Regions from separate parts of the Mus musculus genome. Here all the other regions are linked to region 4. A link is a loop called in an ENCODE intact Hi-C map of the cell type or tissue named here. Cell type or tissue: heart. All regions are shown on one strand. Links, peaks and the distances in the headings refer to the core of each region. The heading gives the core; the rest is flanking DNA.

Region 1 (7,883 bases), core at 1,261-6,260, 310 kb after region 4:
CAGAAGGACTAGAGAGAAGCACAGTGGTTAGGCCACTGCCTGTGCTTGCAGAGGCCCCAAGTTCAGTTCCCTGCATGCACATCCAACTGCTCACAACTGCTTGAAACTGAAGTTCCAGGGGACCTGAGACTTCTGGCTCCTGTAGGCTCTACACTCCCCTATTACCACACATTTAATTTAAATATAAATCTTTTTAAAACTGTACCAAAATACATAGTTACTAAAAAAAAAAAAACTTAATTAGAAATAAGAGAGAAAGAAATTAAGAGACAGATGGTTGTTAATAAATTGCCTCAATGCATTCTGGGATAGCTTTTCTAGATTTCTGGCTCACAATCGCACCTGTTGGCCTGCCAGAAGTTTACCACACTGTAGAATGGAAAAGTAACTCTTACGTGTGTGAAAAAGGCCTCTTCATGTTCTGACAGTGGGTGCCACTGTCTGAGGAGGCTCTGCAAGATGAAGAAACCCCTCAGCATCCCCATCTCCCTGCACATGTGTGAATGCAACAGCTCACCAGCTCTGTCCCAGGCTGAGAGCAAACAGGCTAGGACATGCTGAGAGGGACAATGATGCCACCTTCCCAGACATGAGTGCGGAGACCCATGTCTTCTTCAACTCTGGCAACATGATGGGGCTATACCACCAGCATCAACGTTTAATAAAGAGAAGACTCACTACCCTGAGTGTCCTGCTCCCCCGGCCCCTTCCTATATTTGAAGCTAAACCAAGCAGGAGTAGAGTGAGCCTCTCTTTGGGGTGGGAGTGAAGGGGGATGGATACTGGAAACCAACAAAGGAAAACATCACCTCATGGGAACAAGAGACAGAGGCTTGGTCCTCAGTGGGACGGGCTTCTAAACACCACTACCACCTCCACAATGGCTGGAGAAGACAGAAGGCAGGAGGCACAAAAGAGCTGGAGCTGAGGAGAGTCCTAAAATTCAAAGTTCTGGACTTGACATTTTGGCGCACTCATGAACTCGGAGAAACTATGGCTACCTGCAGGAGTCCTAGGTAAGACAAATCCAGTCAAAATTCCAGCCCAGATGGTTGAGGTATGACCCAGGCCCCCATCTCTTCCTGGAAAGCTACTGGCAGCTGATAGCTTCTGGGGGAGGGAGAATTATTCTCTCTTGAATGTGTGGCCTTGATAGAGGATTTCCCAAGTCCTTCCCCACATCCATGTACATGCAGAAAGTGTAGTGGGACTAAGTAGGTTAAGGGTGGGGGCATGTGGTAGGGAAAGGCTGTGTTGGAGGATGGTTTAAGGGGAGTTGAAGAGAAGAAACAGAAAGATATGCTAATGTGTCATTGTATACATGTATGAAATTCCTAAGACTGAGGAAAAATTTTTAAAAAAATGACTTCATGAATATCAAAGGAAAAATTTGTAGAACTTGCTTTTAGCTCCAAAGAATTTTGATTCAAACAGCAGCAACTCAGACATGACTCAGTATAAAAAACATCCTGCTGAGTAAGCGTTAAGCAAGCTCTCATAGAGCGAGCGATTCCGCTTAATTGGAATTGTCATTTCGAAGAATCAACGCTCGGAGAACAGATGATGCAGATGGCAGGGAGGGGGGCCAAGAAAGTAAATGAGGGGCTTCTCCTGGAAAGAGGTGCAGCCTTCTCGGCACAAAGGAAACCCAATATCCAGACCACATGAAAAGTGATCGCTGTGGGACAGTGCAGCTGTGAAAATCCACATCAGGTTGTATTAACTCGCCTGGCAAGTTTGTGTAACGCAGGACTCTGAATGGCCACTGACAGGAAATAACTCTGGTAACAAAGACACCATACCTGTGTTTAATCTCATGCTTCCAAGGAGGGAGGACAAAAATACAAAAAGCTATTCTTTCTTAAAGAAAAAAGAGGGGCAGCCTGAGGTACCCTTGGGCTTCTTTATAGACAGACAGCATCTTATGGGCTGATTTAATTAGAAACAGAGCAGGAAAGCAAATGCTCACATTTCTCTGAGAACCCAATTATCTTCATTTCATTGATGAGCTAGACCTACATAAAGCCACAGAGACACTTCTGGCATGGGCACCAAAGGATTTCAGTTTGAAAATAATCCAGCCAAGTTATTTGGAGAGCAATTAGTTCAGCCGTACAATGAAAAGACAGACAGACAGACAGACAGACAGACAGACAGACAGACATTTCCACTAAGGAGCACACAGCCCTGAGACCCTGTCCCTGCAAACAGATGTGCACATTACCACCCTCAGGGTCCTGCCAAAGAGGATACAGGATACCTTGAGAAACAGCAAGAAGAATGGGCTCAGAGGTCATCTACCCACAAATTATAAGGTTTCAATCTCAACCAGGCACTTGAGATGCCCAACAATAAAGCAGGCTTAGTTTACTCTCAGAGCAGAAAGGAAAACAAACCACTCTCCACTCGGGAGTGCCTAGATTTAACCAAATCCATTACTGTGGCTTATCTATCCCAGATTCCACTGTTAGGTAAACAGGTCAGGACAGAAGCCACTCTAAGTAGACTTTTCCTAGAATTCAATTCCCTCAGCTCTGCCCATTGCAGGAGGCATAGCAGGGAAACCTCAGACCTCTGAGAAACGCCATCTTGGGATGAGTGACCCCCATAAGCTACTCTGCATAGCACCCCAAGTAGGAGCTGGAGATGGGGAGGTTGAAGGCTTAAAGTGGTGGCTCTCAACCAGAGGGTTGTGACCTCTTTCGGAGAGGAACGACCCTTTCACAGGGGTTGTGTATCAGATATTTACATCATGATTCATAGCAGTAGAAAAATTATAGTTATGAAGTAGTGACAAAAATAATTTTATGGTTGCGGTCACCATAACATGAGGAACTGTCCTAAAGAGTCGCAGCATTAGGAAGGTTGAGAAGCACTGGCTTAAAGGGACATCCAAAGGGAATCAGCTGTCACGTACAGTACACATGCGAGAATAACTCAGAGCCTATTAAAAACTGAGATGCCATGTCGTTTTGAGATACATCAGCCGGTTCCCATTACAGTGGACAACAGCCCTGCTCTATTTTTAGAGCTGCTGGAAAGATCAAAGAGGAAGGGGCCTTGTTCCGGCCTCCCAATCCAGGCCCCTCATCTCTGCTTGCTGTTCCTTTGCATTAGGAACATCTCCAAAACACAGCTGGGCCTGCCTGAAACCCCCACCTTCTGGGGAAAGCATAAGAAGCTGCACTGCTGAGTAGATGCGAGGAAGGAACCCCTCAGGCGGGGACCGAGACACTCAGGAGAGCTTTATGACCAAACTGAAAGTACTGTACAGCAAGAGCTGACCCAGCAGCTAGCTCAGGCTCTCTGCACACTAGGACCTGAGATTTCCCAAGCTGGCTTCTGTGGATGAATGCAGATCAACAGCAGCAGGACCAAGCCTACCGGGCTCCCTTCCTCTACTCACGCACGCATGCACGCACCACCCCACTGGCCCGAGTGGGTTAGGATGAGGTTAAATTGCTCAGAGGTAAAATGACTTACTTTGGGTGAACAGGCTGTACATTTATCAAATGCCAGGCTGACAGGAAGAACATTATCGAACCGTGACAGAAAACCCCGGATCTAAAACCAAACAGAACAATTACTCATTAGGTCAGGGATAAACACAGCTATAATGATGCATGTCTGTGGGTGACAAGGAGGAAGAAATGGTTATTATGGGTCCTGACACAGGCGATTCTGTGAATGTAAGTTCCTCCCCATACGGTGATAGGTTTGAGAGAACTATTCTGACTCTTTATTCCCACGATGTACATGATCTTTAAATGTTTGAGACCTAAAAGCACATTTACTTTAAAACATAAAAAGCAAGGTGGAAGACCTCAAGCACTGTCTCGGGGTTGGGGTGGGTTTTAGTCGGTAGGATCCCTGGCTAGCATACACCAGGCTCTGCTCCATCACCAACACGGCATACGCCCGGGCATGGTGGTGAGGATCAGGAGTCCAAAGCCATCCTTGGCTACATAGCAAGCCTAAGGGCAGTCTGGGCTACAGGAGACCTTGTATGAAGAACAAAACAAACAGAAAGTACTGTTTTAAGAAATGCCTGAGAGCTAAGGTGTAGTCCAATGGCAGGTTGCTTGTCTGGCATGTAGGAGGCCGGGGTTCCACCCCAGCATTACAAAACAGAACAAAACTCAGACTTCTAGGTTGCTCTGACTCGCTTCTCTTATGGAAATACAGAGGCCGGGTAAGTGTGCATTTCCACAACTCTGTGGTGGCTTCTCAAGGGCAGACAACTTGGGAATAACAAAAGGCAAAGGTAGGCACACTGACTAGCTGCTGAATGCAGACCCCGCGGAAATAAAAACACGCAGTCACAGCATTGATGGGGAAACAGCACCACCTTGAGCAGAAACATCTGATTGCAACCAATAAATCCACTTTTAGAGCAGCTCGTGGGTTCCACCCACCACGGCTGAGTGGTGATGGAGCGCTGCTCCCCCTTGTATGTACCAGGAACATAGCATTTATAAAACTTGTAATAGTAAAGCCTTGATCATTTCCACAGAAGCCAGCATCCGCAGTAAGCAAGATAACATGAATCTTGAAAGTTCATTTATTTGATGCCAGAACTCCCAGTTTTAAGGTCATGAAACGTATGATCAGGTGAAGCAGCCTGGCATGGGTGGGCAGGAGGAAATAAAATCTGGTTTCTAGTGGGGCCTGTCTCAGGTTCATACTGCTGTCGTGGTCACCATGACTAACGGTGGCATCGCAGTTTCCTATTACTGTGAGAAACACCATAACCAAAAGAATTTGGGGGAGGAAAGGTTCATTTCAGTTTACATTTCCACATCACAGTTGATCACCAAAAGAAGTCAGGGCAGGAACTGGAGGCAGGAACTGAAGCAGAGATCACGGAGGAATAATAAAGAATATGCCTTGTTCATCGTGGCTTGCTTACTTATAGAACCTCAAGCCACCTGCCACACCCTCCACCCACATCAATCACCCATTAGGAGGCAGAGACAGGTGGATTTCTGAGTTCGAGGCCAGCCTGGTCTACAAAGTGAGTTCCAGGACAGCCAGAGCTATACAGAGAAACCCTGTCTCAAAAACAAACAAACAAAAACAACAACAACAAAAAACATCAAAAAACAAAAAACAAAAACAAAAAAAAGAAAGAAAAGAAAATACCCTACAGGCTTGCCCACAGGCTAATCTCATGGAGACTTTGTCCTCAACAATCATTCCTTCTCACATTTGTCTAGGCTGGTATCAATCAGCAGGTGGACCTCCATAGCCAGATGGCACCTGGCTCCCCGGCACCCTCTTTTTAGGTAACAGCATTCTCTTTTATGTCTTCATAATTTTCCTCTGCTTTCCTCTTTTAGAGCCAGAGATCAGACCCAGTGTCTTAGACTTGCCGAGCACAGCCTCTCCCATTAACTTCAATCACCTCATTTAAACAGTGCCCCTCCCCACCCCCGCAGGGTCCATGATTAAGCACAGGCATGCAGAGGCCAGAGATCAGGTGTCCATCATTCTCCACCCTATCACTTTACAACAGCAGGAAGGCTGGCCAGCAAGCTCTTGGGACCTGCTTGTCTCTGTCACGATGGGCCTACAGGTACACAGTTTCTCCAGGGCCCCATCATGTCAGGTAAATAGAAAAAGGGACACAACCCTCTCAACTCTCTTTACTCAGAGCCATTTTGAATGAACAGCTAAGTTCAGATGAACACAAAGCCTGATGCTGTTCACAGAGGTCTCCATTTGCTGGGTTGCAACCCACAGCCTGATGGGAAGTGTATTCTCACTTCCAGCACACCCAATCTCGAGAAAGCCTACAGGCCATTTCTAGAGCCCCTTCAATCCCAGAGCAAAAACATACTGTCTCAGTGAGGGTGACTACTGCTGTGATGACCAAAGCAAGCTGGGGAGGAAAGGGCTCACATCACCACAGTTCCACAACACAGTCCATCATCCAAAGCAGTGAGGGCAGCAACCTGGAGGCAGAAGCTAACGCCAAGGATGGGTGCTGCTTACTGGCTTGCTCCTCATGGCCTGCAGAGCCTGGGTTGGGTCCCTGGAATCCATGTGTTAGAAGGAGAGAACTGACTCCTACATGGTAAATACATATGATCAAAAGATAAGATGCATGCATGCTCTGTTCACAGTGTGCCTCACACACACCTAAGCTACTTTCATACTGAGGTCTTTTAAAGCAATTGGAGCTAACACATTCCCACTAAATGCTGTTGAAAGCGGCCCGCACAGCTGTCTCTATTCCGTGGTGGCACATGGAGCTTCTGTTGTCATTTCTGTTCTGTAGGAACGGCGGCTGCTAAACTTAGGAACAGAGGTTGGGACCAGAACTAGAGGGAAGGGAGAGAGTAAAACTAGTTAAGAAGCTGAAAAAGAGAGGAGAGGAGAGGGGGGGAGGGGAGGGGAGGGGAGGGGAGGGGAGCGGAGGGGAGGGGAGGGAGAGAGAGAGAGAGAGAGAGAGAGAGAGACAGACAGAGAGACAGAGAGAGAGACAGAGAGAGAAACAAAGGCCAACAGCAACACAGGTGTACCCCAGGAGTCAAGCCATCTCAAACCAGTCCCATGGCTAATCTTTATTCATGGCATGAAGAGTCTAAAATCCTTCTTTTGCAAGTGCAAATTCAGTCATGCCACAGATGTTTGTTTATTTTTGACAAAAGGACTCACTCTGTAGCTCAGGCTTGCCTTATACTACAGTCACCCTTCTCCCAATACTGGGATAAGAAGGGTGAGCCCTCATACCCAGCTACCTGCTGGAAAACACCTTCTCCAGCACATGTCATCAGTTGGCCACGTATGTGAGAGCTCGAAGTTAAGAACAAGCTCTGCAGTATTCCCATACAGCAGGGCTATAGACCATGAAAAACTGAGAGTCTACAAATGATGTCTTACGTGTATGGTCAACTCCTATCCCTCAGCCTGACAGGAATGCATAAAATGAATGGAGCAGAGGCTGCTGCCAACAGTTCAGCACTATCCTTAGCTATCCTTCACAGAGGCCAGGCATCATCTCACAGTCCAAGAAAGTAAACATCTACCCCAGATTAGAATCCTTCCCACATTTTCTAGGAAAGAACACCACTATTCCACCTTATGGGCCAAATATTTAAATTAAAAAGGTCTGTAAAGTGTCAAAGATTCTGTTCTAGGCCCTTTTATGTGTTTCAAGACTTATTTTATTTAAAGTGTGTGGTATGTGTGCTCATGTGTGCAGTGCCCACTGAGAGAGGTGCTAGGATCCTGGGGGCTGACAGTTGTGAGATTTCGGACTTGGATACTGGGAACTAAATGTGGGTCCTCTGCAACAGTAATGTGTGCTCTTAACCACTAGGCTATCTTTACAGTCCCCACTCTCCCCTTTCAGAGGTGAAAGCACTAAGGAGAGGCACTGTGAAAGCTGCCCATACAAAAATCTGATGTGTAGCTGCTGCGGGCTGAGGTTGGACTATAGAGGACATCAGCACAAAGGAACAGCTGGGGGGACAGAAACACCAAGTCTCCTCTGTGGAGGTGAGTAGCAGTGCAGGTTTTTGCCAACACTTATTAAAGTCGACTTATTTCAACTGTAAATTATGCCTCAGAAATGCTAATTTAGAAACAGTTTATATATTTGGTAGTTTCAACAAGATCAGAATGAAAAGTTCCTGCACGTCCTATACCCGCAAATAATCATCAGCTTAAGTGTCCAGTTTAGCTGAAAACTAACAGTTTTCCTTTAATCATTTCTGGTTCTTGATGCTAATCCCAGGGCCTTGTGATTGCTACATTCTAGCACAGAGCTATGTGCCCTCCTGCCCAGAAGAAAAGATACGCCTGAAATATGTTTCCTTGCTGCTACTGCATTTGGAGGGCCCTGGACGAGAGCTACCTAAGCTTCCTTGGCTCCTGCC
Region 2 (7,883 bases), core at 1,089-6,088, 230 kb before region 4:
ACGCTGGGCACCTCTTTGGAGGGGTCCATTGGTAGGGTCTGTGAAGAGATAGGGGTTGAGAGACTGGAAACACTTTCTTTATGAGATTTGACAAGTTACATCTCTGCATCTTGGCTTCCCCAAATGGTCAGACTACAAGGATTAAACGATGATGTGACCCTGGCAGCACCAGAGTTAGTGTCAATCATGTCAGTGGTAGCCTAGGTAACACTGACTGTCCCACTGTGAGAACTCTTCAACTAGCACCTAGAAAAACTCTGGCCAGAGATACTATATAGGGGATGCAAGTTGTCACAGGCAGATGAGTTCTGCTGGCTCCTTCGTCTCTAGGCTTCCACTAATTCTTTGTGCATTTGAGTTCTTTGGATGACAGAGGTAAGAGATAGCAGTGCAGTCTTGAGGCAAGAAAAGCCCCAGGGCTGCTGGGCCTGAACAGAGATATCCCGAAGGCATAGGGTTTGAGGGACTCCTCGGTGAGGAGAGCAAGCTGCCGCCCATAGAGGTTTGGTAGGCTAATTAATATCCTGCTCTGCTGGGTCTGTGGGGCTTTAGCAATCAAAGGGGCTGGGGGGCAGAAGAGATGAATGTCCCATGAAGCAGCTGGTGAAGTGACAGGTCAAGCATCTGGCTATCAATGGAGGAGAGCAAGTTTCCTCATACGGCACCACGAGTGCCCAGGTTTCCCTTTCTTTCCTTCCCCCTCACAGGCATACCAAAAAGCCCCGGTGCATGGTATTACACAGACCCTTCTGAGCTGGGGGTCAGATGGTCCAGCTCTTCTTAGCAGCCAGGTGACTCTGGATAGGTCATCTTCATTGTCTTTCCTGATATGTCAACACATAAAGAATTACAACCTCCATATCTCACATAAGAGTTTTGAGGCTTAAAAACATCAAATGAGCTTTATAAACTATAAAGTCCTAGCCAGTGAATAATATATGGTAACGCCATTGTTTTTGTTTAAATAAGAGTAAATCTACAGTGTGAGAACTACATGTATCAATGGAAAAGATATTGCTAACTAGTTTCCTGTCATCTTGTGCACACGGAGGGTAGTTCTTGTGTGGGGGATTTGGGGTTGGGTTAGACCATGCCTTCTCTCTATACATCACTGCCTTAGTTTGGGCAAGATCCACTCAATTGCAGATCACTGGCCTGAGAGAGAAACGTAGCCCATGAGGATCTATGGGGGTTTTGCTGAAGGTACATCTAATTTCCCACCCTGTGGCTTTTGTTAGACAGACTGGCAGAGGAGCTCCTATCTAAGTGAGGCCCCAACAGGATGGAAAGCTGAGGAAGGAAAGACATTGAGTGACTCAACTTTTGAGAATTGTTGGCTTAACACCAGCTGCCCCCACCAGGAGGAAGGCCTGTGCTTGCTCAGCATATCTGAGACAGGAAATTGGGAAAGGGTCCCAGGGTCTGGCCCCAGGAAAGGGGCCAGGCCAAGCTCCTTGCTGGCCACGCCACAGAACTATTCTGATCAGCTCCCCCAGGCCTTGCTTCCCCGGTCCAGTACTCCAGGGAGAATGAAGCAGCAGGAAGGAATGTGGTCAGGAGGTTGTAGAGCAAAGGGGACAGTATGTTTTCAGCACCTTGAGACCTTTCAGTTGCCACTGCCCCTTTCCTTCCTCTGCAAGGGTATAAAAGGTATCCAGGAATGAGATGATGCCCCTTCCTTCCCAGGGGAATTACTCTTGGGCAAAGACCACTGCCTGGATAGTGGCCCTTCCATAACCTGAGGACACCAGAAATGGTCCGTGGGGGCCACAAGTCCTATGGGGGCTCTGAGGATCAGGTCACCCTAGGTCAGAATGTCAGTTTTGAGTGATTAAAGATGTCCATGAAAGTAAAGACAATCCCAAAATAACTGGTTTCTCTTAATAGTTCGTTAAGGGATCTAGTCACTGGTGGCTTTATCTGAACCTGCCCCCAATCTCCTGGAGTTCTCAGCTTCTACTCACTGGGGAACACGTTCTCTCAAGCCGGGCCTGCTGTGGGAAGCAGGAAGGCCTTGGTTTGTCCTAACTTTACCTCTTAGAACAAGTGAAACAGTCCTGATATGGGATTGAAGGGATGGTTGTGCCTCTCCCTAATCGTCCAGCCCTGGAGGCTGTTCTCAGAGTGAAGAGATCCCCTCTCATCTTGGTCTCCTTGTACAAGTTCACAGAAAAATTTATCATATATGTATGAGTGTTTGCCTACATATATGTATGGGTGCCGTGTGCATGCTTGGGGCCCACAGAAGTTAGAGAAAAGTATCTTTAATCCTTGCAGATAGCTGTGAGCTAGGAACTAGAGGGGGCCCTCTGCCAGAGCAGCCAGTGCTCCTAAGCACTGAGCCATTGCTCCAACACCTCCCACCCCAGTCCTTTTATTCTAAGTTTTTCCCACTACCTCTCCCAGGTCTGGTGGTTACACTCAGCCTGGAGCACAGTACTCTAGTTCTGGAAGGTTCTGAGAGCTACTTGCCTCATCAGCCCCCACCCATCCTGTCACCACCTCCCCACCCAGTAAGTAGCTTATCCTGCTGAAATCTGAACATTAATGTGACAGTCACATGGTCCCGAGCAGCAGTTGCTGCTCTCAGTATCGGCGAGTTGATTCCTTAATACAAGGTCAAAGCCTGTCTTCCAGCAGATTTGCCTCTGGGACCATTTCTAATCCGTGACGGCATCAGAAAGCTAAAGACATTGAGTCATAGCCTTCTGGAAACAGCTGGTAGTCAACTGAAGCTCCTTTAGCTTATGTTGTTTGGTCTGAGACAGAGGTCCATGTATACTAAGCTAACATCAAATCTGCTGTATAGTGAAGGATGACCCAGAGCTTTTGATTCATATATCTCCACCGAAAGAAGGCTGAGATTACAAGGGAGCCACCACACCTGGCTTATGCCTATGCTGGAGACTGATCCCAAGGCACGCACGCTTGAGTCGTGGTATACAAGTACTCTGCCAGCTGAACTACATCCTCTGTTGCCACAGCTCTCTTACTTTTGTCCATAAAGTAGATGAGCCACAAGCCCCAACATCCTGGCCTCTCCTCTCAGTTGGAATCCATCCTGTTATATTACCACCCTTGGACTAGAAGCAACATTCAGTGTGTTTTCTGATCAGTTCAGGCAGTGAGAGAGAGAGAGCGAGCTTCACTTTTTCCCAGATGCACATCAATGCAGGTCAATGCTTCCCAAGGCCTGGTCTTAAACTTGGTCTCTATGGACCTCATCCACAAGCCAAACAGGGAGCTGGTAAAATATATAACAATGGGGTGCCAGAGAAAGACCAGGACCAGATTCACTGAATCAGCACCTGAAATTCTGGCCACCTGAAGGTGGGAGTCTAGGAAGCAGCTCCAGCTCTCCGCAGCCCCAGCTTCAGGCCTGTCTCAGATCCTGGTGATTCATCTCACACTTCTCAGGGGTTTCTCAATTGTCAAGCTGTTCTTGACATAGTCAGTGGTCCTGGGTACTAGGTTTTTCCTAAGCCCTAGAGATGGAAGCAGTAAGCAAGTTTCTACTCTAAATGACTGAGTATGTTTGGGGGATGGGACAGCAGGGGTACCAGGCAAAAGGCTAAGTATGAACCACAGAGGCTCTGCAATCATTGGCCACAAGGTGTCACTGCCACCCTGAGAACAGCATACCACTGTAGAGGTTTCATTGCATGGGACAGCCTGGAGGTTAATATTCCAGCCAGGCTGAGACCTAGTCATTGACAGCCAAATGGAGCTTTGTTGTTGACCGCTCGCTCTGCTTTTGGTGATGTGGTCAATGCCTCCCTGACTCTTGGGAGGATGCACAGTGGTTAGCTAGCTTATGTTTTCCAAGTCACAGTTCTGTCCTGGTCCTCTTCTATATTACTGGGCAAAGAGCAAATCATGGGGCTATGTGATTCAAGCTGTAAGTTCTTTCTCATTCAGCCTGTGGTTGCATGGTCACAAATGAAGCTAACAAGAGTGGCTTGGGTGAGGAGTGGCATACATGACACATGCAGGGGTTTGGCAGGAGATGTGACATGTAGGCTGGGACCCAGGCAATGATTCTTGATTTATAGCTCTTCTGTTTGCATGCTACCAAGGGTCCCTTAGGATCCTGACATTAATCCCAAATAGGATGAGAGGGCCATCAAAGGTGCTGATTACAAATGGGGACACATCATCAGTCATGTTCTGTGTCACCTACAGGGGCAGAGGTAGCATAAGAAAAGCAAGTTAGGATAGGAATTCAGTAACAGGTCATTATAAATGACAAAGGTAAACTATTCCTAAATGCAGAGGTATTAAAATTAGATTTATATTTGTTATTGTAGTTTACCTTTTCTACAGACAACAGAGTGCAACTTGGGCAAACTGCTCTCAACCACCTTTTTTAGAGCACCTGTGATGTTCAGTCATGTGCTGCATAACAATATTTAGGTCAATGATTGGCCACATATATGCTGGTGGGCTCATGAAATCACATCGCCTAGTGATGGCCTCTTAGTTTGTCTAGGCCTGCACTGTACTGATGAAGTCACATGAGATCCCACCTGGAGAGCCCTGTGTGACTATAGTCAGTGGCTGCTAGATTCTGGATGCTTTCTAAGCCCTTTAGATGAAATGATGAGCAGATTCCTGTTTACAAAGAGCTTGCATCCTGGCAGGAGTGAAGAACAAACAAAGAGGGAAGAACAATCTCTCCTGATAGAAAGTAGAAAACCACAACTCCAGGAGGAGAGGCAGCAGCTGCTGAGCAGGCGGCATCTTTGGATGATTGAAGAATGTTAGTTATACTGTGGTGAAAGTTTCTTTACCAAAACAGTGAGCCGTGCCAAAAACAAAAGAGGGAAATCATTTTAGGGAGAGGCTACAAGAGAGGCATAGGCCATTGAGATCGGCATTGCTACGACAGGAACACAAAATGTAAGAGGGCACGTGGGCGAAAGGTAAGTGAGAACCTATGTAAACAGCCTGGGGAAATTTAGGCAAAGGGTGTTGGTGGAAAAGCAAGAACTGTGTGATTCACAGTGGACCCCTTAGACCGCATGTATCAGTTTGCCATCTAGGGTGGGAGGGATGTGTGGATAGCTCAATCGGATCAGTTAGGCTTAGGTAATGAATTCCCAGCAATGACTCTGAACAGTGACGCTCAGGTGACCCTTCTGATTGGTGATATCCCTGAGATATTACCAATGGATGCAGGGAAAGAGATATACTCCAGGGGCAACAGAAGCTTGCTTTTAGACCTTCTCAGATTCTTCACTATGCATTTTCCTGTGGCTTGGTTTTGATCAGAATTGTTTTCCACAACATGCAGTGACTGTGAGTATAATTTTCAGTGAGTTCCTGGATGCCTGCAGAGTTCTATTAGAATTCCAGAACTTTCAGTTGATGTCAGAAGGGAAGATGGTCTTACTGCGTAATGTCCTCTATTAAAGTTAACTAGGCCTTAGTGAGACATTGTGCAGGACTATGCCCTCAGACTTTGTGGTCTGGCCAACTGCAGGTGACCCTGGTATTGGATGGGATCCAGAAATCACCCATTTAACTCCATTTTACAAGTGAGGAAACAGTCTGGAGAGGCTGGGAGGGAGGGTGTGTCATAACAGGGGAGTATCCTGGTTGCCAGTGTGCTCTGCTGAGATGCTTACACTGAAAATACTTATTGTTTGTTTTTAAAAGGGGGAATATTATGGTTTGGATATGATTTGGGTGTTGTCCCCTTAGGGTTCCTGTGCTGAAATTAAGCCTGCAATGTGATTAACTGGTTATCATTAACTATTTACAGAGGCATTCTAGGATCTGGAAGGAATACTGGGACACAAACATCTTGATTTCATTACATTTACAAAATTATAAAATTTAACCACTAAGTAATTTGCCAGAGCCAGATGTCAGAAAAAGGGAAATGCTCACCAGCAGTAATAGATGGTGTGACACTGCACAATGCCACCCTCAACTTGGACATCCCAGAGAGTGAGAGCCAACCTCTGTCACCCAGAAGCTCCCATTTTCTGTACAATCGATGAGGATGGAAATATTCCACTCCTTCCCCCCAAATTATTTATGTCTCACTGTAGAGATCTGGTTGGTCTGGCATTCAATTTATATACTAGCAGAGATCTGCCTGCCTCTGCCTCTCCATTGCTGTGATTAAAGGCATATGCCACTGGGCCTGGCTCCAGAGAAAATTTTAGAGCACAAAAGATACTTAGATTGGATTGCCCACAAGAGAGGAATAAACAGACCCAGAAAGGGGCTTAACTTATCAACTGCCACATTATTTCAATTTAATCAATTTGGGTGAAAAGTTTGGTGAAAATATTTATTGTACATCATGTTTTTACCTACCTTAAAAGGTATATATACTACTGACTAAAAATAACAAATCTTTTGGCAATTCAGGTTCATTCCCCTGAATATCAATGTTTCTATCTACAATTCTGCAATGCTCAAGTGTTTAGGGTAATTAGCCTCTACCCTAAATAACCCAGCCTGATTTTCCCTGCCAGGTATAAACTTTCAGCCCTTTATTCGTTCTCACTGAGGGATTTCTAGAAGGCTGCTGGCTTGCTCGTGAGTGCAGTGCAGTCTTGGATGGTACTCGCTCATCTCCACACAACATGCCAATGCTTCTCCAAGCCTCAGACTGTGGGATCCAAATCCAGACCGTACTTCTTGCCTATGCGTCCTTCCCGGTGCTTCATGTTGTTCTGCCTTATCTGAGGGCTTTTTCTTTTTCTCTTAATTCTCATAAAACTCTAGGGATATGGGCCATGGTTACCTTATCTTAACTGTTGCTATGAACCTTTTCCAAGGTCAGAAAGCCAACAGATTCAGGTTTACAATTCACACTTGATGTTCATTTCAAAATGGACACTCTACACTATTCTATTTCTATTTCTATCCCTATAACTCTTTCAAGTTAAATTTTGAAGGATAAGTTTCTAAGAGAATTCTAACAAAAATGGCAAAACCTACGCTTCATTAAAGGAAAGTGATTCCTCACAAAGTCACACAGATGTTTACGGGGAAAGTTCACTAAGACTCAGTTCTTTGATTCACTGTTAACATTCCTACTACCCTAATATATAAAAGCTTAGTGGAGAGAATCATGGAGATATTTATGAAAAATGAGATATCTCCCTCATGGACTCAGAACTTCAAGTCTGAGGTCTTATCTATCCTTTGGATTGTTACAGAGCTCCTGAGCCTAATGTTCTACAGAGGTTTATGTAGATTTTCCAGTAAAGCTGAACCTGACTGATGGGAGTCGTGTATCACACAAACTGAGAACAGTCAACTTCTCTCCCACAGGAACAAAAAGAGATTTCTATTTAAATTTACCTGTCAGTCTCCCCCCACAAGAGGGGACTGACTTTTCCCTTCTTCTACTCAGAAAAATTCTACCCCACACCTGGATGTCCCACAGAGATCCCCTAGTTCAAAACAAGACACCCTGAGTCATAGGCGAAATGGGACGTAGCTCCCTGGAGTCTTTGAGTTCAGGGTGAAGATCTACTACCCTGTCTCTGCATGGTTCTGAAGCTAATACTGCAGACTGCTGAAGGGCGAGGGAGGGGAGCTTTAAAGGGGATACTTGAAGATAACCCAGAGGGGACGGAACCAGAGAGAAGGAAGAGATAGAACTGTGGATCCCAGCACGTATCTGACCTCTGCTTCCTCCTACAGTCACAGTGTCTGGAGCAGAGGCTCATGACTGCTGGGACTCTTTGCAGTTCCTTACCTGTGGCTGTTGGGTGGTTAAAGGTCTCTGTGGAGACAGGGCAGGAGTCCTGGACAATAGCTGGTTCATCTTGCTGATGACTAGATCAGTGATGAGTTGTCTGTCCTCCACTTGGTGTTCCCCAATCAATGGCATGCTGCAGTCCATGACCTAATGGAAG
Region 3 (7,883 bases), core at 984-5,983, 180 kb after region 4:
TCATCAGTGTCCTCTCTGGACAGAGGTAGAAATGGCCTCTGCTGCTTAGGAGCAAACATCACTGTGGTCCCTCTCCAGAGCTGGCTTATAGGATTGCACCATTTCTCTGGGTCATTCCCACCCTTCAATGACCAACTGTGCCCAAGCTGACCATGAAGTAGATCTCGTGTGTAGGCAGGCAGCAGCATCTGCCTGCAGGAAAGGAGGGAGGCCACAAAGCCAGCTTCGCCCGCAGGTGCCTCTCCTATACTCAGGGCGTGGTTCCTCAACTCACCTGTTGGTCCTGCCCTTAGCGTTAGTGTAGGAATGTCATGGAAACACCTAGGAGAAAGCACATGGCTCCTCCCCAGGGCCCCCTTTGCCCGTCACCCCCCTCTGAGCATGACCCTGTCTTTCAGGAATAAGACTGTCAACGGAGACTGCCGCAGAGATCCCCGGGAGCGGAGCCGCAGTCCCATTGAACGGGCTGCAGCCCCCGCCGTGAGCTTGCATGGTGGCCACCTGTACGCATCTCTCCCCAGCCTCATGGAGCAGCCTCTTGCCCTGACTAAGAACAGCAGTGACACAGGCAGGTCAGCTGTGGAGCGGCAGCAGGTATGTATATGTCATCTGGAGGTGGCCATATCAGGCTGGATGTTGGGGACTAAGAGCTCCATGGAGAACCCCGAGCAGAAGTCCTGAAGTGAGGGGATGTTGGTACCCTCACTCCTTTGGCTTCCTCTCTGCACAGTGCAGGGTTGATCTGGATGAGTGCCTGGCCCTGGCTTGGATGCCCATCTTCCCTGGCACTGTGTTCCTCGGGGTCAGTGTAGCAATCCTCTTGAGAGGCCGGCCCTTCCCCCATATGATTTCATAAGGCCTAAGTTAAATGTCAGAGCGTTGCTGGGGGCTTGGGTCCTATAAAGTTAGTGGTCATAAACCTGTGAGTAAGGCAGGCCATTGTTGTTATTGCTATTACTTCTACTAGAGGAAAATGAAATTAATGCTATTTAAAAAACAAGGCCAGGCCTAATAGTATAGGCATATAATCTCAGGTACTTGGAAGGCTGAGGCAGGAGGATTACAAGTTTGAGGCAACTTCATAAGGCCTTGACTTACAAAGAGCAAGATAGGTAGAGGGAGACTGAGGACATGGGCACTTGCCTAGTGTGCGAGGCTTCAGCCCCACATAAAAAGCCCCAGAGACAACAAAAGGGTAAGGTTTCTAACAAAGACTGTAGTAAGAGACTTTAAAAGCACACAGGCAGCATGAGAGGGAGGGGTGGGGTGGAGTGTTTCTGTGGGGTGGAGTGTTTCTGTCCCCTGTGTGACCCTTGATGGACTCTGAGCCTCTGGGCCTGTGATTCCTAGGTTTCTGGTCAGTGTTTGTACACACTAACAGGGGAGGGTGGGGCCTGGCCATTAGGAGATGCTGTGTGTTGGGGCTCACCTGCAGGTGCTGGAGAAGGGGACCCCACCCCAGTCTAGTCTCCCCCTCTCGACCTGCTGTTGTGTAGCACAGAGGGCCCGAGGAACAGGGAAGGTCCCTGGCCTGAGAGCTGGGCTCGCTGGCAGCTCCGCTCAGTAGATGAGGAGTTGACCTGTTCTCCCTCCCACAGAACCGGCCCTCTGTGATTACCTGTGCATCCGCGGGTGCCCGCAACTGCAACCTCTCTCACTGTCCCATCGCACACAGTGGCTGTTCTGCGCCTGGGTCTGCCAGCTACCGGAGACCACCCAGTGGTAAGTTTTCCCCCATAGCCTGAGACATGTGGGAACCCTGGATTAAGCTATAGGCTGTAACCTCTCTTCCTAAAATTTACTTAGTGGTGAGTTTTAAAACACTGTTTTAGAGCACGTGTGCACCTTGAGTTGGCCATGATTCAGGAGGCATAGAGAAAAGGACCTCTGTCCCTGGCCCCTCTGGGCTCCAGGATCCACCATTGTTATTTAGTGCCACAGAGACTCTTGGGCTTTACCCTTTAATGGTGTGGTTAAGTATCACTGACTGGGTCCCGGACCCACTGATGCAGCTATCTGTCCTCTGTCCCCTCCTTTGCAGCAACTGCCACCTGTGACCCTGTGGTGGAAGAGCACTTCCGTCGGAGCCTGGGCAAGAACTACAAGGAGCCAGAGCCGGCGCCTAACTCGGTGTCCATCACTGGCTCAGTGGATGACCACTTTGCCAAAGCACTAGGTGACACATGGCTTCAGATCAAAGCAGCCAAGGACAGCGCATCCAGCAGCCCGGAGTCAGCCTCACGCAGGGGCCAGCCAGCCAGCCCCACTGCCCACATGGTCAGCCATAGTCACTCCCCCTCTGTGGTCTCCTGAAGGGGGAACCACCCTTCGACCACACAGGAATCTGCATGGTTTGCCTGAGCTTTGAACAGTCAGTGCTTAAAAAAACAGAAAGAAAAAAAAAATCCTGGGGGGAGGGTGGGTGGGTGGTTTATTCGCAAAACCATGTTGTCTGGACTTCTGTTCTGCTCTGTTTTATACTTGCTTGGTGTTCATACAAGGGGCCTCAGTGTGGCAACAGAACAGCACGGAGCATTAAGTCCAGCAGAGCATCCTTGCTCCCTGCCCCGGTTACCAAAGAAACCTCTGCAGGTCTGCCACCTGGCAGCCGGGACCCTGCCGCCCTTTCTCAGTCACAAGCCATGACGACATGGGGATCCGGACGCTTTGTGCTCTTAGCTTCTGTGGCCGGGTATGCACAGCTTGGCTTCCACCTGAGCCTGGCTCAGTCTGCATTTGCATGTGTCTGCCTGAAGACAACTGTCCTGATTTGCACTACGGAGGGCAGAGCTGCCTGCTGGGCAGCTGTCTGAGATGCCAGTACTGAGGGCAAACTGCTAGGGAATACTTCTGACCATGTGTGCTTGCATTGTTGCTGAACTTAGAGGGTCTCTAGCAGGTTCTAGGTCTTTCTCTAGGCTTGAGGTGCTCACAGCTGGACTGCAGACTCCCCCTGACCATGGGCATTTCCCTTCTCTGAGCACTGCAGTCTGTGAGGCCGGGGACAAGGCTGGAGGACTCCGTAGTGCTTCTGACATGGTGCATGTCTCAAAAGAAAAAAAAATAGCTGGTTTCTATTGACTAAGCCCAGACTGTAGCACTGCCTGGCTTCTTGTCTGGCCTCTTGTCAGCATTAGCCTGCGTCATCAGTTTCAGCCCTGATACATTCACTGCTGGTACAGCTGTGCTTCTGGGATGAGTCAACGCTCACTTTACTCCAGAGAGGAGCGCACAGCCAGTGGGTGTGGCAGGCTGGGGAAGCCCATTGCTGCTCATTTTCTGCATCCTGGGCTGGGGACTTGGAGTTCATGTCTTTAGGCTCCTTGATACACAGACTGCTCCTTTCCAACTCCTGGCCAAACATCCGGTGCCTGACAGCCTGCAGCGTGGGGCTGCGTGCATGTCCTCCTATGCTGGGGCCAAGGCTGTACACATTCCTCTGACTATACAGTTATTCCTGCACTATTAATAGCTACTAACTAGACATTAGGAGCCAGCAGGACAGACACGGCTAGGGATGCCCGACAGCTGCTGTTTCTCCCAGCCTTGAGTGTTTCTGTCCCCTGGCCTGGCCCACCTGAGGGCATCACCTGGCTAGGAGCTCCTCCCCCACAAGGCATTATGGACTCCTGCACAGGGAATCATGGGGCTGACTTTTAGTAGGAGGAAACAGGTTAGCTGTCGAACTTGGGAAACCTGCACGGGTGGGAAGGTGGGGACTGATCCTCGTGGTCACAGGGTGGCTACTGGCCTTTACAAACATGGACAGCCCTCCTCCTGCCCCGCACAAGGTTCACCCACTCTCCTGGGCTTCCAAGCTTGGCATTCAGGCCCCTATATTTTCTGTAGGAAAAAAAGAATTGTTCAGAACACTTTTTTTATATAGGTAATTTTAAAGACCATCATTACGCTGTGCGTAAAGAATGTACAGAGAAATTTGTAGGTATTTTTTGAAGAACAATTAATTTGTTAATGATATGTAGCTATTTAATTTTCCCTTTCCTATCATAATCATTCATTTTTTTGTTGTTGTTGTTTGGGGGAAAAAAGTTGATCTTTTTTGTCGTAGGTGTGTCTGTAATCGTGCAGGTACACAGTTACTCCATGACAACACTGCGTCCGCATTAATAGCCACTAGTTTGTTATTCTACAGGCTACTGAGGTTGTCACAGGAAAACAACCGCACCGCGGACTGGCTCTGTGGGCAACGGGCCTCAGATACCCGTCAGTGAGCGGGTCGTCGCTGTTGGGGGAGGGGGGGATGGCAGTGCGGGTGGCTGGGTCCCTGGTGCGCTGACCTATCTGGAATAGGCCGTGCCCTGGAGTGGGATACCTCATTTGTCAGCTGAGGAGCCTGCCAGCCCGCTTGGGCAGGAGCTTGCGACCTCCCCAGAACCAAGCCATCTATGTGTGTGCTGACCCCTCTGTGTTTGTAAATCTGTAATATACCATTTTCTGTGGCCTGTTTTTTTTTCCTGGAAGAAGAAAAAAAAAAAGGTTTGGCAGGCCATCTTTTTTTTTTTTTTTTTTTTTTTTTTTTTGTACTTAAAAGTAGCCTTAAGAACAATAATAAAGTGCTCTTAAACCGAGGCTGTGTGGCTCTTGACTCCTAGGGTGGCATGTGGGCTGTGGGGCCCTGTGCCCAGGTAGGCCTGGCTACTTGTGGGGAGCCTTGCACAGATGGTAGGGCCGCTTGTTGCAGCATCTGTGTTAGGCCAAGGTCCTCTCTAGTCTCCCTTCCTGAGACCTGCTAAGCCAGCCGTGCATGGGCTTCTGTTCTGGACCTGAGACCCCAGTGAAGGTGCACAGGTGTGGGAGGGGAGCAGCTCATCTATTTAGGATGGGTGGCCACAGCTGCCAAGGGCCCACCCAGAGTGAAGAGGAAGACAAGCCTTGCCCCAGGAGCAACCCCGTGAGTGAGGGCACCTGACTAGGCCCAGCTGGACACACCCATCCTACAGAGCTCTTCCCTGCTTTTCAGTACAGGGCTGTGGCAGGAGCTTCTCCCATCCCTGGAACAGGGTGGCACACAGCATGCCCACAGCTGGGGGAGGGTGGCTTGGTGTGCCACTTGAACACTTGAGGCTACAAACTCAGCACTCACTGCTACCCAGGGCCCAGAGCAGGTGCCCTACCGGTGAGGCTCCTAGCACAGCCTTGTCTGATCTATGTTGGGTCCTGGGGTGTCCTTCAGCAACAGTGTGTGTGTGGGGGGGGGGAGATTAGTGCACATGGAAGGACCTGAGCCCCAGATCAGTGGCAATGCCAAGGTTATTATTGAGTTCAGAGCTGGTGAGATGGCACAGGAAAGGGTGCAACTGGGTGGCAGAGGGTACACCCTCGTCCTTGGAGATGTGGAGATCAGGACCAGGGAGGTGGCAGGGCCCAGATCACCAGTCCTGCGGTCCAGTCCTGCGCTGAGGGCCAGGTACTCCTGAGCTGTGGTTGCTTGCTTCAGACAGTCTCCTCGTCACTCATGTCCCAGATCTGTGTGGAAAAAAAGGCAGATACTCAACTGAGGGATTCTGCTGCCCCACGATGCCCACAGATGACATTTCCCAACTACAGTTGCTATGATAACAGAGGTATACACTCCCACAGGCACTGCGTATGCCTCCCAACATGGGGGAGGACTGATATACCCTGTCTCTTGTACAATGGGTCAAATCTCGAGTTTCTTCCTTTCACCAGGCCTCAAAGCCAGTGGGAGAACTGAATGTGAACAGGGAGCACCAGCCAGTCAGCCCCTCCCTGCATCCTCTGCCACATCCTTGGTGGACCCAGCCAGCCCCTGACTTGTAGCATGTACCACTGGCCCAGTCAGCTTGCCCAGCTGTACCCTGTGCTGGAGAAGCTGAGCTAGAGAGGGCGGGAGCTCTCAGGGACCTGGCAGGAGAGCACTTGCCATCCTGTGCTGCCTTACTGTCTACACTGAACTTTATGCCAGGTGCCAACAACACTCTGGGGCAAGGGAGCTGGCTGTCACTTAGAACAGCCCTTCTCCAGCAACCCCAGGTCACCTAGGCAGGATTACAGACCAGAGACTACCAGACCTTCCCTCTGTCCCTTAGTGTGTGTCTCTGGGGAGCCCTGGGTTATAAACTGGAGAGGGAACCCACTCTTGTAACACCCTGAGAAGGAGGTAGCTCTTTAGGCCAGTCCTCTGTCCCAGTAACTCTTGGCAAAAATCCTACGTTGAGGTGGCCTGAGGTCAACACAGCATAGCAGGTCCTAAGACTCTGGTGCCCTAAGCAGCTTAGGGCCCCTAGAGAGCTATGCCTTCAGAGCCTTCCAAAATTCCTGGAATGGGTTGCACAAGGGTGCCTCAGCCCTTGCAGAGCTAAGGGAAAGAACAGCTTGTTGGGAGGAGGTGATAGGTCTGGCCAAGTTACGTTCATAGCAATGCTGGCTGTCATGGATGTGGAAAGCAACCCAGAAAGTGACTTCTCTCCTGCAAGGGTGGCAGTGTCCCTCATACTGTCCCTCCATTTCTACACCTTGCCTCAGAGGAAAAAAAATTGCCACCTGTCCTGTGGGGCACTGTCTCTCTGGTCCTAGACCCCCACCAGACTGGAACCTGGGCTCATGGGTTAGGTGGCTTTGCTGTAAGCGGCCCTTGACCTGGTCTTTTGGATCTGAAGACAGTCTGAGACAGAGCCATCCAAGTTGCAGCATAATTCAGCTACTCATACTCCATACTCATACATATTCAATAAGCACATCTGCACCTATGACACAGGCTGTGTGCAGACCTGGAGCTAATAATCCTATTCTGTCTCACTCCTGCCAGTGGGGTAAGCGGGGAAACAGCTCAGAGAAGTAAAAGTTTGCCTGAGATCACATAGCCAAACTGGAGAGACCTTATGTAGGAAAGGCTTGGGTAGCTAGCGTGGAGGAAGGGAACGCTGAGGGGGGAGGGGGGACTGTGGGAGGAGGTATCAGAACAAAAGGAAGGAAGGAAAACTCTGGAATCTTCTGCCCAGCCTCTGGATGGGCAGGGAGAGCCTGTCATGGTTAGAGTGCTTGCTCCTGAACCAGATGCTTAGCTTGAAGGTTGACCAGGTGGGACTCTTGCTGCTGGCACTGTCTGGGCCGTAAAGAGGCTCCTTCAAGCCACCCAAAGGGTTTACTGTGAAACCATTGGGATTTTCCAGACCCATTTTCTAGGGCCAGTGAAGGGCTTCTCCACTAGTGCAGCCTGGCCACGCTCACTGTGGGGTTCACATGGTACCCAGGCTAGCACTGGCCTGAACAGGCTCCGGTCGCCTACTGCATGAATGAAGAATATGATGACTGGACAGAAGTTTGTTCAATGTTAATGCTTGGTATGGGCATAGGGCACTTAACAAGTTTCACCTGATAGCCCAGAATATCCTTGAACTCACAGCAATCCTCCTGCTTTAGCCTTCCAAGTGCTGGAGTTACAGGTATAATCCACCCTCCCGAGCTTCCATGTTTTATAAAGCTCTTAAAATGTCTGCTGGTTTGTGTTTTGTTGCCCTGACAAGAGTCAGACTGACTTGGGATGAAAAATATCCCTCCAATCAGAGGCAAGCCTAGGGGGCATTTTCTTGATTAATGATTGATGTGGGGGGACAGTACATTCACTGGGCACAAAACAGGCTAAAAGGGCGGTGAGTCCTCAGTAGGCCCTGCTTGCAGCCAGAGAAGGGAAAGGTCTCTTAAGTCACACAAAAAAGAGAAACACCTGTTGGTCTTTCGGGACATGCCAACCAAAACACAAAAGGGCTGAGGAGATAAGATGGTGTAGTAGATAAAAAAAAAAAAAAACCACTTGCCATGCAAGCATGAAGACCTGAGCTCAAGTCCCTAGATGTCACATAAAGCTGGACATGGTGGCACATGTCTGTGACCCCAGTGCT
Region 4 (7,883 bases), core at 1,995-6,994:
GAGTGAGGGAGACCTTGGTGTGTGGCCAGCCCTGAACTTGAACTCCGCTTTTACCACATGTTCATGTGAGCTCAAGACAGGTGCTCTCTCCTGATCGTCACCTGTAAAAAGCGGGTGATGGTACTACTTATTCTTTCTCTCTCCCTCTCCCTCTCCCTCTCCCTCTCCCTCTCCCTCTCCCTCTCCCTCTCCCTCTCCCTCTCCCTCTCCCTCTCCCTCTCCCTCTCCCTCTCCCTCTCCCTCTCTCTCTTTGTCTGTGTGTACATACTCATGCATGCAGAAGTACCACAGCACACATATAACGGTCAGAGGACAACCTCCAATGTAGGTTTGAGACAGGGTCTCTTAGTGTCCTCCAGTATGTACCATGAGCTAGACAACCCTCAAGCTATTCTGTTTCTGCCACCCATCTCACCACAGGAGTCTGGGGATTACACACTTGGGCCACCACACCTAGCTTTACATGGTTCTGGTGATCCAAGCTGAGGTCTTCAGGCTGGCACACATTAAGCACTTTTCTAGCAGGACCCTCTCCCCGGTCCCTTAGTCAGATGTTGATTGTTGTTTTGAGATTTAAAAACAAAGCTGGGCAGTGGTGGCACACGCCTGTAATCTCAGCACTCGGGAGGCAGAGGCAGGAGGATTTCTGAGTTCAAGGCCAGCTGATCTACAGTGTGAGTTCCAGGCCAACCAGGGCTATACAGAGAAACCCTGTCTCAAAAAACCAACAAAACAAAACAAAACAAAACAAAAACAAAAACAAAAAAACCCACCCAAAACAACAACAACAAAAAAGATTTAAAAACAAATTTTATTTTATGTGTATGAGGGATCACCTGCATGTATGTATGTATGTCACCTGCATGCCTGGTGCCCTTGGAGCTCAGAAGAGGGCATCAGATCTTCTGGAACTGGAATTACAGATGGTTGTGAGCCACCTTGTGGGTGCTGGAAACTTATCATTGAGCCACAGCTGCAGCCATGGTATGTTGTCATTTGCTGTGTTGGGATGGAACCCAGGTCTTTGTGTGTGCTAGGCAATCTCCCTAGCACTGAACCACACCACCCAGCCCTAACTACTGAGGCACAGCACCCAGCCCTAACCACTGAGGCACACCACCCAGCCCAAACAGTTTGTTGTTGCTGCTGCTGCTGTTTTAGAGCAGGAACTTTCAGAGTATCCCAGTCCAACCTCAAACTTGCTAAAGCTTGCCTAGAACTCGCCACCCTCCTGCCTTAGCCCCACGAGGAGCTGGGACTGCAGGTGGCGGTGTTGATGTTTGAGAGGCAGTGCACCTTAGAGAAGAAAGCACAGCTTGAAAGAGTCTGGAGCTCAGCCATCTCCTGAAGGCTCCTGCCATCTTGAGCAGGTTTCTCTCACTGTGTAAAGAACTCTATGATATCTTCTACCTCAGGATCCCATTTTCTCCAGAAAAGGCATGGGAATTAAAGGCCCTTGTGATACCATCTGTACTGGCTAGTTTTGTGTCAACTTGACACAGGCTGGAGTTATCACAGAGAAAGGAGCTTCAGTTGAGGAAATGCCTCCATGAGATCCAGCTGTAAGGCATTTTCTCAATTAGTGATCAAGGGTGGGAGGGCCCTTGTGGGTGGGACCATCTCTGGGCTGGCAGTCTTGGATTCTATAAGAGAGCAGGCTAGCAAGCCAGGGGAAGCAAGCCAGTAAAGAACATCCCTCCATGGCCTCTGCATCAGCTCCTGCTTTCTGACCTGCTTGAGCTCCAGTCCTGACTTCCTTGGTGATGAGCAGCAATGTGGAAATGTAAGCTGAATAAACCCTTTCCTCCCCAACTTGCTTCTTGGTCATGATGTTTGTGCAGGAATAGAAACCCTGACTAAGACAAATTGGTACCAGAAGTGGGGTCTTCCTGTGACAACTTGACCATGTTTTGGGGAGGACTGTGGAAGGACTTTGGAACTTTGGGACAGAAGATCCATTCGGTGTTAAGAGCTCTGTGAGATGTTGTGTAGGAGCTTGGGAGATAATGTTGAGAATAATGCAGAAAATGGAGGTCTGGCTTGTGAAATTTCAGAGGGAAAATTAAAGACTCTTTTCAGGGCCATTGCTATTTTGGATTGTGACAATTCTGTGGTTCTGGTTAGCTGGGGCTGAAGAATCAGCTGTGATTAACAAGATACCAGAACTATTAAGGTGAAAGAAAACTTGGCATTACTGGGACTATTGGTGCTGGTTAGCTGGAGCTAAGAAATTAGCAGTGATTAAGAGGGACCAGCATCATTGAGATGATATCTTCTGGGAAGTGTTTTCTGAAAGCCCAAAGAAGCTGTGTTCCAGAGATAGCCAAAGTTGTACCTCTTGCTGCATCAGGACTTGGTAATGTGTAAGAGTTACCCAGGTAGTACTGGTTTTGAAGGCATGAAGTGGTCATAAAGAGCAGCTGAGGCTTGGCACTGTGAGAGGCCATTGGTGAAGGTGCAGTCTCAGTAGCAATTAATGTCCCAGGACTGAAGGGGTCATGCAAAGGAGTTGAAGCTTAGCACCATGAAGAGAGCCATGAGAGGCTATTGGTGAAGCCTAGTTACAGCAGAAGACAGCAGCATTTTGGAGATGCCAGTACCATGAATGACCACCAAGAACAGTAGCAGCAGTGGAGTACAGACATCTGGAGCCTAGAAGACAAGCTGTGTGCTACAAAGGACAGGGCTGAAGAAGGACTCAAGCCCTTGGAGGAGCCCAGAAGATTGTGAGTTGGATCCCAGACATTGGATAATTTTTGCTTTTGATTGTGACTGTGCCCTGATATTTTTCCCTCTTGAAGGAAGGAAGTATTTTAGTGGATCCCACAGTTAAGAAACTTTTAATTGTAAAAAGAGTTTGGATTTTAAAAGAGATGGATATTTTAAAGAGATTGAAATTTTAAGAATATGTAAAGACGCTCTTAGCGACCGGGACTGCTCTAAGGTCTGCCCCGCGCAGGACAGCAGACAGCGTGTTCTACCATCTTTCCCCAAGCCTCTGAATAAAGTGTTTAAACAAGCCCCCCCCCAAAAAAAAGAATATGTAAAGACTGTGGGACTTTTAAAGTTATTTAGATCTTGGGGATGAATAAGAATGTAAGGGTTGAGGCTTACTAGTGATGTGTTTGTGTATCAGGTTGACAAGGGGTCAATTGTACTGGCTAGTTTTGTGTCAACTTGACACAGCTGGAGTTATCACAGAGAAAGGAGCTTCAGTTGAGGAAATGCCTCCATGAGATCCAACTGTAAGGCATTTTCTCAATTAGTGATCAAGGGGGAAAGGCCCCTTATTGGTCAGACCATCTCTGGGCTGGTAGTCTTGTATTCTATAAGAGAGCAAACTGAGCAAGCCAGGGGAAGCAAGCCAGTAAAGAACATCCCTCCATGGCCTCTGCATCAGCTCCTGCTTTCTGACCTGCTTGAGCTCCAGTCCTGACTTCCTTGGTGATGAGCAGCAATGTGGAAATGTAAGCTGAATAAACCCTTTCCTCCCCAACTTGCTTCTTGGTCATGATGTTTGTGCAGGAATAGAAACCCTGACTAAGACACCATCCCTGAAGGGGCAAGAAGACTTCTCTGACTCTAAAATTGAATGCAAATGTGAGGGAATATTTATACAATATGTTTCCTTTTATGGAACATTTATTTATTATCAGACTTGAAAAAGACCTTTAACATGAAGAAACCACAGTCAGTTTCTAGCAATCACAATCCCCTGGGCCGGCATGTTTTACATTTCTTTTGTTTTTCTAAATCTTCAAATGCTCCTACAACTTGGCACTAGAGGTGATAGCTCCACAAGGTTGTGAATGAGGTAGTTCATGCTTTCATCTTAGCCCTTTGGAGACAGAGGCAGGTGGATGGCTGTGAGTTCGAGGCCAGCTTTGTCTATATAGCAAATTCCAGGGCTGTTGCACAGTGAAACCCTGTCTGAATGCTTTGAGGCCAGCCTGGTCTACAGAGTTAGTCCAGGACAGACAGGGATACACAGAGAAACCCTATCTCAAAAAAAAAAACAAAAAGCAAAAAGAAAATCAATATAAGGATGATTTAATTAATTAAATGGTTTAATAACCATTCGTAGTTTTAGTGCTACAAAGGATTTGCTAGGCTCTATAGCAGGTTGTCACAGGATAGACATGTAATGTGCTCCTCCGCCGGCTAGAGGGCGCTACGGAGCCTCGGCCTCCCCGCAGGTTGCCAGCTGCCCGCTCTGAAGCGCGCGTGCGTGGAGGGGCGGGACCGGGCGGAAGCGCGGTCCGCACGACCGGGAATTGCGAGCACAGGGTCGGCACAGCACCGTCTGTCCCACCGGCGGGCCAGCCCGCCCATGGCGCTGCAGGCGCTGCACAGCTCGGGCGTGGGCCTGCGCAGGATCCTGGCTCACTTCCCGGAGGACCTGAGTTTGGCCTTCGCCTACGGCTCCGCGGTGTATCGCCAGGCAGGACCCAGTGCCCACCAGGAGGTGAGTCGGAGGCCCCCTAGTTCCCCGACCAGTCCCATGCCTGGCACCTGTTCGCCCTCGCCGTTCCTCGCATGCCTTTCATTCCTGCGGAGCCCGGACACGCCAAGAGCCAATTGTTGAAATGTTCATCCTAGCAAAGTGTCCTTCGGTGTGAGCGGAATTTGGATTTCCCTGGTCAGGGTTGGCTGAAGGCTGCCCTCGAACTCACAGTACTGGAATTAAAAGGCTCGTGTTGTCACGCCAGGCAAATCTATATGTTTACATTTACTTAGTGATTATATAGCAAGCGCACCTGTACTTCTGCGCACACTTGAAGGTCACAGGACGACTTGAGGGAGTTGTTTCTCTCCTTGCACCACGTGGGTCGTGGTAGGTTGAACTCAGTTTATCTGGTTTGGCAGCAAGTGCTATTATATGCCGATCCATCACCAGCCTGAGCTGATAGGATAAGTGAGGCATGAGTAGTCTGTCTCCAATCTAAGTTGGGAGTGATGAGGAAGAGGTGGTGGCATTGCAGAGATGTAGTGGGAAGGGGGAAAAAACAAAGTAGCAGGTCCTACTTAAGTGTTTTCAGCCTTTGTCATTGGAGTTTTCCATAGCTTTTTAGCAATACAAAGACTGGTTTTGTCTGCAGGGATTGATTTCATTGGCCTAGGACTTTAGCAGTGTGTAAAACATCCCAGGTGACTAATTGGAAGCTAACTTTGAAAATCCCATCGAAAGATAAGGAGAAAATACGGAATGATCCGTGGGCTTCAGGAAGTTGATGGACTGGGTGTAGGGCCCAGGCAGGTAGCACATTTATTCAGGTCAGCACATTGAACAGGAATCTAGTTAGGATTGAGGCTTGTTACTCCAGAGTACGGAGTCTCAGTCACTGTACAGTAGGGCATCCTGGGTCTAGCTCCTGGCCAGGTCTTTCTTCCAGTTAAAATTCACCTGGTGTTTCTTGAATTTCTTCTACATCCTACCGATTTTCTCTAACAAATGGGAAAGTATGGATCATGGGCATATGAGAAATTGTGAGCTGTCCAGTTACTTCATATAGATTATCATAATTATACATTTTTTTTTTTACAATCATCCTTCAGTCAGGCATTGTGGTGTACCCACTTGTAATCCCAGCTTTAGGGAGACAGAAACCGGTGGATCCCTGGGGCTTCCTGGCTCCCGGCATACTTGGCAAGCTCCAGGTCAGTAAGAGACCCTGTCTCAGAAATAGATTAGATGGAGCGTGGGAGCAACAATCCGCGCCCTCTGACCTGCAAACATGGCTTCATATATCTGTACATACATGAAACTATCCATGTTACCTCCGAATCTTAAGTAATATCACCGATGGTTTAAGACCAGCCTGGGAAACAGCATTCCTGAACCTCCCGATAGACAGCTTGTAGGTTTTCAAAGAGGTTCTCCTCCGAGCTGACCTACACATCTCTCCCAGAGAGGACCCTTATTTCCTCTTCTTTTTCATTCTCTGCATTCATGCCAACAATTCTGTTGTGTTCTTCCAGGACGTTAGTGCCTGAATGGGCTCCCCTCCTCTGGAAAGTTCTTTAATGTGGAAAGTCGCCTTGATCTCATTTAGTACTGCATGAGTATGTTTTGTTAACAGCAGCATCAGACTGGGGGAGGGGGCGGGTTCTGGAACACGCCTGGCTCCAGAACAGGGAAGAGTTTCACTAACGTGACAGCCGTTTTCCACGCTTCCTGGGTTTCTTCTCCATGCTGTGTCCCCCTCTTACATTCCTCAGAACTCACACATGTCACATCCAAGAAAAAATCCTTTCTCCTTATTCTCCTGACTAATTTGAGTGCAGTTTGTATGTTAAGCGTTCCTATGTAGAATCTACTTGGACATAATTTGTCTATCTTTAGTGGTGGGCTCTTGAGTTCTCTGCCCTGAAACCTACCAGCCTTTTTTTTTTCTTAATATTTTTGAACTATTTTTAAAATACTTGTGTGTGTGAGTGTTTTATCTGTGTGAATGTATGTGTGCCACGTGCATGCCTAGCGCCCACAGAAGGCAGAAGAAGGCATTTGAGAAACACTATGTGGATGCTGGGAATCAAGCCCAGGTCCTCTGCAAGAGCAGCCAGTGCTCTTAACCACTGAGCCACCGCTCCTTGGGTCCCCTTGGGTCTTCTTGGGTCTCCTCGGGCTCTGTAGCCTTGGGTAAAGTGCTTTCCCCAGCTCTTCCTCTCCTTCCTATACAACTGGAATAGTATACTTGCCTGGTGGGATCATTTTGGAGATAAACTAACTCATTGTATGTCAAGCGATCAGATGAGGGCTGGCACCTAACACATGATAAGTGAATGTGTGACATCATTATTTATATGGATGAAAAGCAAACTAGCGTTGCTCTGTGGGACCTGCTCAGGTTTCTAATGGCAGACGGCCCTAGGCCTTCTGACGTGAAAGGTAATACTGTAGCACTTTGGAATTGTTAATTTTTTTCTCCTAGTGTTTTTCTTAAGTGGTAGTGCTGAACTCTTTGTTCCTTCACTTCCCAGAATCCCATGTTAGACTTAGTGTTCACAGTAGACGACCCTGTTGCCTGGCACGCGATGAACCTGAAGAAGAATTGGAGCCACTACTCCTTCCTCAAACTCTTGGGGCCCAGGATCATCTCCTCCATCCAGAATAATTACGGTGCCGGAGTCTACTTCAACCCCCTGATCAGGTGTGACGGGAAGGTAAGGGCCTTCAGGCCTTGGCCTTAACTGAGTGGTTGTAATTTGGCAGTAGAATCCCAGTGAAATATTATGTCCACGTTCTTAGGAAACAGCCTCACCCCATCCATCTTTCTTAAACCTCCGCATAGACAGGCCTGGGGTCTCCATCTGTGCTTGACTGTAACTGGTATCCAAGAGCATGGCTGGCTATGATTGGACTTTATGTTATCTGTTGGCCACACGGCTTGACTGGGCCCTAGGTAGGAATGCACATTTGAGGGCTGCTGTCTGGAAAGTATGGAGAAGGCCACTGAGGACCAGGATAGAGAGTGAGTGCCCAGGATAGAGTCATCTAAGAGGTACTACCAGGAAGTGAAGAGGGTGTCAGGTGACTGGGAGCATGTGATGTCACATGACGGGAGGGAAGTTCTTGGTGTCCGTAGGCAGATAGGATTTGAGAGTTGCATCATAGACGGCAGGTAAGATATTTGGATCCCCTCAGAATAGATTGTCTTACGTCAGGCACTGGTGATACAGCTTAGCGATATTGTACTTACCTGGGTCCTGGATTTGATCCCCTCAGCATGGGGAGGAATCAAGCTAAATGAAGCATCCTGGTTTCTCAGAGGGGCGGTGGGAGATGGGGTCGGTCGGGGATGACCTGTGGGTTTGCCTGTGCCAACACTAATGCCGCTTGCTTAGGGCAGTCTGACCTTTACAGGTGTGTGAGTCTCCTGGGG

The links. A loop is a pair of places that touch in the nucleus more often than their neighbours do. Peaks named below come from ENCODE experiments on the same cell type or tissue, not always from the same donor. Only the 100,000 strongest peaks of a DNase experiment are listed, where the experiment ranks them.
Region 1: a loop joins it to region 4, with 3.0 times the contacts of the local background. A loop is called at or near these places in 16 of 42 quality-filtered maps.
Region 2: it touches region 4 in a loop (3-fold over the local background); 13 of 42 quality-filtered maps call a loop at or near these places.
Region 3: it touches region 4 in a loop (1.9-fold over the local background); 2 of 42 quality-filtered maps call a loop at or near these places.

What each region holds. Positions count from the first base shown.
Region 1 is chr6:114,720,575-114,728,457 of GRCm38, reverse strand. It overlaps Atg7 (autophagy related 7), which reads right to left. Exons shown (of 19, transcript NM_028835.5): 17 at 3,484-3,564. Among named protein-coding and RNA genes, the nearest start is that of Gm52917, 10 kb to the left of the region's middle. In heart, for the core only: a CTCF peak has its summit at 4,346; no DNase peak of the experiment used is centred there; H3K4me3 peaks cover 482 bases; H3K27ac peaks cover 2,116 bases.
Region 2 is chr6:115,263,822-115,271,704 of GRCm38, reverse strand. Syn2 (synapsin II) reads right to left here. Exons shown (of 13, transcript NM_001111015.1): 10 at 7,724-7,873. Among named protein-coding and RNA genes, the nearest start is that of Timp4, 16 kb to the right of the region's middle. In heart, for the core only: a CTCF peak has its summit at 3,611 (motif pointing right); DNase peaks (open chromatin) are centred at 1,494, 1,944, 2,524 and 3,624; H3K27ac peaks cover 489 bases; H3K27me3 peaks cover 4,632 bases.
Region 3 is chr6:114,856,595-114,864,477 of GRCm38, reverse strand. Atg7 (autophagy related 7) reads right to left here. Exons shown (of 19, transcript NM_028835.5): 19 at 3,874-5,487. The coding sequence ends at 5,455. Vgll4 (vestigial like family member 4) reads left to right here. Exons shown (of 5, transcript NM_177683.3): 3 at 399-594; 4 at 1,599-1,722; 5 at 2,042-3,850. The coding sequence ends at 2,313. Among named protein-coding and RNA genes, the nearest start is that of Vgll4, 61 kb to the left of the region's middle. In heart, for the core only: no CTCF peak of the experiment used is centred there; DNase peaks (open chromatin) are centred at 1,513, 2,687, 3,207 and 5,847; H3K27ac peaks cover 1,537 bases.
Region 4 is chr6:115,034,232-115,042,114 of GRCm38, reverse strand. Tamm41 (TAM41 mitochondrial translocator assembly and maintenance homolog) reads left to right here and starts at 4,241. Exons shown (of 8, transcript NM_026894.1): 1 at 4,241-4,465; 2 at 6,982-7,164. The coding sequence starts at 4,331. In heart, for the core only: a CTCF peak has its summit at 4,164; a DNase peak (open chromatin) is centred at 4,224; H3K4me3 peaks cover 1,425 bases; H3K27ac peaks cover 762 bases.